2 separate regions of the Homo sapiens genome follow, and region 1 is linked to region 2. The links are chromatin loops, found by intact Hi-C in ENCODE. Cell type or tissue: heart left ventricle. All regions are shown on one strand.

Evidence for each region. Hi-C counts contacts between places; a loop is a spot of excess contacts. Peaks named below come from ENCODE experiments on the same cell type or tissue, not always from the same donor. Only the 100,000 strongest peaks of a DNase experiment are listed, where the experiment ranks them.
Region 1: it touches region 2 in a loop (4-fold over the local background); 54 of 110 quality-filtered maps call a loop at or near these places.

The regions. Positions count from the first base shown.
Region 1 is chr16:4,291,263-4,293,762 of GRCh38, reverse strand. No RefSeq gene overlaps it. Among named protein-coding and RNA genes, the nearest start is that of TFAP4, 19 kb to the right of the region's middle. In heart left ventricle, no CTCF peak of the experiment used is centred here; DNase peaks (open chromatin) are centred at 273 and 1,114; H3K4me3 peaks cover 98 bases; H3K27ac peaks cover 443 bases.
Region 2 is chr16:4,401,870-4,404,369 of GRCh38, reverse strand. The region is part of intron 6 of CORO7-PAM16 (CORO7-PAM16 readthrough); the gene reads left to right. All of the region lies in intron 6 of CORO7 (coronin 7), which reads left to right. Among named protein-coding and RNA genes, the nearest start is that of CORO7, 13 kb to the left of the region's middle. RefSeq lists an enhancer at 1,629-2,365. In heart left ventricle, a CTCF peak has its summit at 1,518 (motif pointing right); DNase peaks (open chromatin) are centred at 959 and 1,529.

The DNA of each region.
Region 1 (2,500 bases), 110 kb after region 2:
TCTGACCCCTACGAGTTGCTCCTTCCTCTGACAGTCTGGCTCTGACCATCAGCCCACAGGAAGGGGCTACATTTCACCTGGTAGCTGACCTTGTCGTTTCATGCATGGCCATGTTTTCTCCCTCCGTATGCCTTGTCATGCCCAGCGGGACCCTCCTCTTGTACCCGGATTTACCTGGCCACGGTTGAGCCACCAGGACCAGGTAAGCTCTTGAGTTTTGAGGCCAACAGGAAGCCATTCTCCAGGGCAGCCACGGGGGGATCTGGAGGAGCCTGAAAGAAGTGCAGGCCCTGGTAGTGGCTGGCTGTGATGGGCTTGGCCAAGCCCCTTGGGCGTGATCATAGGACTCAGGGCACCATGGTGAGGATGAAACTAGGAGTGCAGGTGGGGCGCGGCGGCTCACGCCTGTAATCCCAGCACTTAGGGAGGCCGAGGCGGGCAGATCACCTGAGGTCAGGACTTCAAGACCAGCCTGGCCAACATAGTTAAACTCTGTCTCTACAAAAATACAAAAATTAGCAGGGCATGATGGCTGGTGCCTATAATCCCAGCTACTCGGGAAGCTGAGGTGGGAGAATTGCTTGAGCCTGGAAGGCTGCGGTTGCAGTGAGCCAAGATCGCACCATTACACTCTAGCCTGGGTGACAGAGTGAGACTCCCTCTCAAAAAAGAAAAGAAGGAAGGAAGGAAAGAAAATAACTAGGAGGCTGGGCGCGGTGGCTCACGCCTGTAATCCCAGCACTTTGGGAGGCCGAGGCAGGTGGATCACGAGGTCAGGAGATCGAGACCATCCTGGCCAACACGGTGAAGCCCCGTCTCTACTAAAAATACAAAAAAAAAATTAGCCGGGCGTGGTGGCAGGTGCCTGTAGTCCCAGCTACTCGGGAGGCTGAGGCAGGAGAATGTCGTGAACCCAGGAGGCAGAGCTTGCAGTGAGCCGACAGAGCGAGACTCCGTCTCAAAAAAAAAAAAAAAAAAAAAAAAAGAAACTAGGAGTGCGAAGAAAGCCCCCACAGCAGCACTGGCCTGCGCTGGTGATGATCTATGGCTCCCGCCCCCGGACCCACACTGGGGCTTGGAGCCTGCCCCTCCCCAGGGAGAGCTGGCCCTGTTTCCTGGCTGCCTCTCCCAGCTGGAAACTCACCCAGCTTTGGTTTTCATGAGCGCAGGCCTCCAGCCCTCCTCTGGCCTGGTCAGCCCCAGCCTTCCCTTTTCCAGTCTCAAGTGGAACATGACATTCCACCTTCCGTTCCCAACCTCTGTCTACTCCATGTGAAGAGATCCAGTCACCCAGAGGGACACTGGAGATGGCACCTCCCAGGTGTCCTCATCCCACATGCCTCTGCTTCCTGCCTTTCTTCTGATCCCCAAATGCAACTTTCTGGTTTCTTTCATTCTTTTTTTTTTTTTTTTGAGATTGAGTCTCGCTCTGTCAGAGGCTGGAGTGCAGTGGCGCAGTCCTGGCTCACTGCAACCTCCACCCCCTGGGTTCAAGGGACACTCCTGCCTCAGCCTCCTGAGTAATTGGGACTACAGGAGTGTGCCACCTCGCCTGGCTAATTTTTGTATTTTTAGTAGAGATGGGGTTTCACCATGTTGGTCAGGCTGGTCTCAAACTCCTGCACTCAAGTGATCTGCCCACCTCAGCCTCCCAAAGTGCTGAGATTACAGGCGTGAGCCACCATACCCGGCTCTTTGTTTTTTTCAAGAGTCTCACTTGCTTGCCCTGGCTGGAGTGCAGTGACATGATCATGGCTCACTGCAGCCTCAACCTTTTGGCCTCAAGTGATCCTACCTCCTCAGCCTCCCAAGTATCTGGGCCAGGTGCACCACCAACACACCCAGTTAATTTTTAAATTTTTGTAGAGAAGGAGTCTTGCTATGTTGTCCAGGCTGGTCTCAAACTCCTGGGCTCAAGTGATCCTCCTACCTCAGTCTCCCGAAGTGCTGGGGTTACAAGTGTGAGCCACGGCCCCTAGCTCCCCTTGATTTCTTGTGGGCCTCCTTTGACCCTCCACTCTCTCTGGCCACACTGCCTTGGTTCCTTGGCTGGCTCTTTTCTCTTTCTCTCTCTCTCTCTCCTTTCTTTTTTCTTTTTTTGAGATGGAGTCTCGCCCTGTTGCCCAGGCTGGAGTGCAGTGGCGCAATTTCGGCTCACTGCAAGCTCCACCTCCTGGGTTCACGCCATTCTCCTGCCTCAACCTTCTGAGTAGCTGGGACTACAGGTGCCCGCCACCACGCCCGGCTAATTTTTTGTATTTTTAGTAGAGATGGGGTTTCACCATGTAGCCAGGATGGTGTCGATCTCCTGACCTCATGATCTGCCTGCCTCAGCCTCCCAAAGTGCTGGGATTACAGGCGTGAGCCACCGTGTCTGGCCTCTTTCTTTCTTTCTTTCATCTTTCTTTCTTTTTTTTAATTTTTGACGTAGTCTCACTCTGTCGCCCAGGCTGCAGTGCAGTGGCACGATCTCGACTCACTGCAATCTCTGCCTCCTGGG
Region 2 (2,500 bases):
AAAGGGCTTCCCCAGGGAGGCGGCCGTGGGTACCACCAAGGGTCTCTGAAGACCTGTCGGGGTTGCTGGGAATGAGGGCACCCATCAGGGCCCTTCTGGAGGTGTGCCGAGCCTGAAGACACATGAAGAATGGCTGAGAGGCCTGGGAATGGAGCCGAACAGGAGCTAGCAGGGCAGGGAGGCCTACCAGACCTGAGCATTCCGCCCCAGGGCTCTGCATACTTGGAGGGACCCTAGTCTAACTTTCTTTTCTGTACTCTGCTTTTGTGGAAGCCGCATCTCCCAGTCTTGATCAGTTTTTCCTCTGTGGTGTGCGTTGAGCAGAGAGTCCTGAGAGACTGGCCTAAGCTCTGGGGGCCAATAAGGCCCCCAGGGAGCCCCTTCTGGGGAGACCTGGTATGCGTGCTTTGACCTAACCCTGCTGGGGACGGCTTCCCAGGCAGAGTGAGCTCGAGGCCGGTCCTTGAGGGATGAGCCCTGGCTGAGAAGGAGGGGACGGGCGTCCCAGGCAGAGGGGATGGCCTGGGTAGTCTCAGCAGGACTCAGGGATGGCTGCCTTGGGACCGTGACATCTTTCTTTGAGAAACTGTCTCTGCCCCTCTGTCACAGGTGTGGTGGTCCAGGCCCTCCTCCTGGGGGTCCGAGCCCTATTTACTATCACAGTTGTGTAGGGAAGGACAGTGAGCAGCCCCATGGGCCACCGGCTTGGCCACTCTTCTCCTTGCTTACTGGTGTCTTGCAGGAAGAGTCATAGGAGTCACAGACGGAGGAGCTCCTGCTGCTTCCCCAGTGGATGTGTTTTCCCCCGCTAAACCCAGAGCTTAAAGTTGCAGGGACGAGAAGCACACATTTCCTAAGTGGGTCGTGGGAGTGATGCTTAGTGGAACGACTCCCCCTCCTTCCCTGGTTCCTGGACCTAGGAATTCCGCCTGCGGGGACGCAGCATTGCCTCCAAGCCGCACCTGTCAGCACAGTCTAGGGCCAATGGGTACCTCAGCCCTGGGTCGGCTGCCACCTTCTTTTGCTGTAAAGGGAGTACATCGGGGTCCTGGTGGGGGCATCCTACACTGGAAACCCTGGCAGTATGGAGCCGGGAGTGGGGGGCGGCCTGACTGTGGTAGGGCAGCCAGTGATGCCCATGAGTGTGCAGAGAGCGAGGGCTTGTCCTGAGCTGTGGCTGGAGCTGCTGGATGGGCCCACCCCACACCAGGAGCGAGCGTGAGCCCCTCTTTGCAGCCGCACCTGGCTCTGGGTTTATGCACTGGAGCTGCTCATGCCACGGGCTGCCTGATGGGGATGGGGGTGGGGGGTCATGGGACTTTCCACCAGAGTGTGCCCCCACCCCCGCCCCATCTCCTTCCTGGCGGGGAAGCCTCCGTGCCCCTGGCTTCCACTCCTGTCCTGCCTCTGTGTGAGCAGGTCTGCCTCCCAGGACCACCAAAGCCCCCTCCTGCTCCCTCTCAGCTACTCCCACTGGGTGAAGGGGCCTCCCGAGCTGGGAGAGAAGGGGCAGGAGGCCGCTAGGGGGCGCGCTCTCCTCACGGATGGCCCATTCCGGCCTGCTGCGCTCCTGACTCCCGGCATGGTTGAGCCTGATGAGCCGGGGAGGACGCGGCCTCTGCAGCCCAGTTCCTCTCCGCTGAGCCAGAGCAGCCTCAGTGCCCACTCTGAACCCTGGTTTGGACCCCGCGTTAAGCTCCTCCATGAGGGTGGCCCAGCTGCCCTCATGGAGTGTGTGCTGTGAGTTCCGCCCTTAGCCCCAGCGCCCAGCCCTGCCCAGGGGTGGCGCTGTCCGCATCCTCACAGTTCACAGGGCTGGGCGGGTGGCCGGTCGCTGGCTCACGCCTGTCATCCCAGCACTTTGGGAGGACGAGGTGGGAGGATCACTTGAGCCCAGGAGTTCAAGATCAGCCCGGGCAACATGGTGAAACCCCATGTCTACAAAAAAAATGCAAACATTAGACAGGCATGGTGGCACGCGCCTGTGGTCCCAGGCTGAGGCAGGAAGATTGCTTGAGCCCAGGAGTTCGAGGCTGAAGTGAGCTCGGATTGAGCCACTTCACTCCAGCCTGGGCGATGGAGCAAGACCCTCTCTCTTAAAAAACAACAACAACAACAACAACAACAAAACTGGCCGGGTGCAGTGGCTCACGCCTGTAATCCCAGCACTTTGGGAGGCCAAGCAGGCGGATCACCTGAGGTAAGGAGCTCAAGACCAGCCTGGCCAACATAGTGAAACCCCTCCTCTACTAAAAATACAAAAATTAGCCAGGCATGTTGGCATGCACCTGTAATCCCAGCTACTTGGGAGGCTGTGGCAAGAGAATAACTTGAACCTGGGAGGTGGAGGTTGCGGTGAGCCGAGATCACACCATTGCACTCCAGCCTGGGCGACAGAGCAAGACTCTGTCTCAAAACAAACAAACAAACAAACTAAAACCTCAAAAAAAAAAAAAAAGGAAAAAAAGAAACCATAGGGGGCTCGGGGGCTTGCCCACGT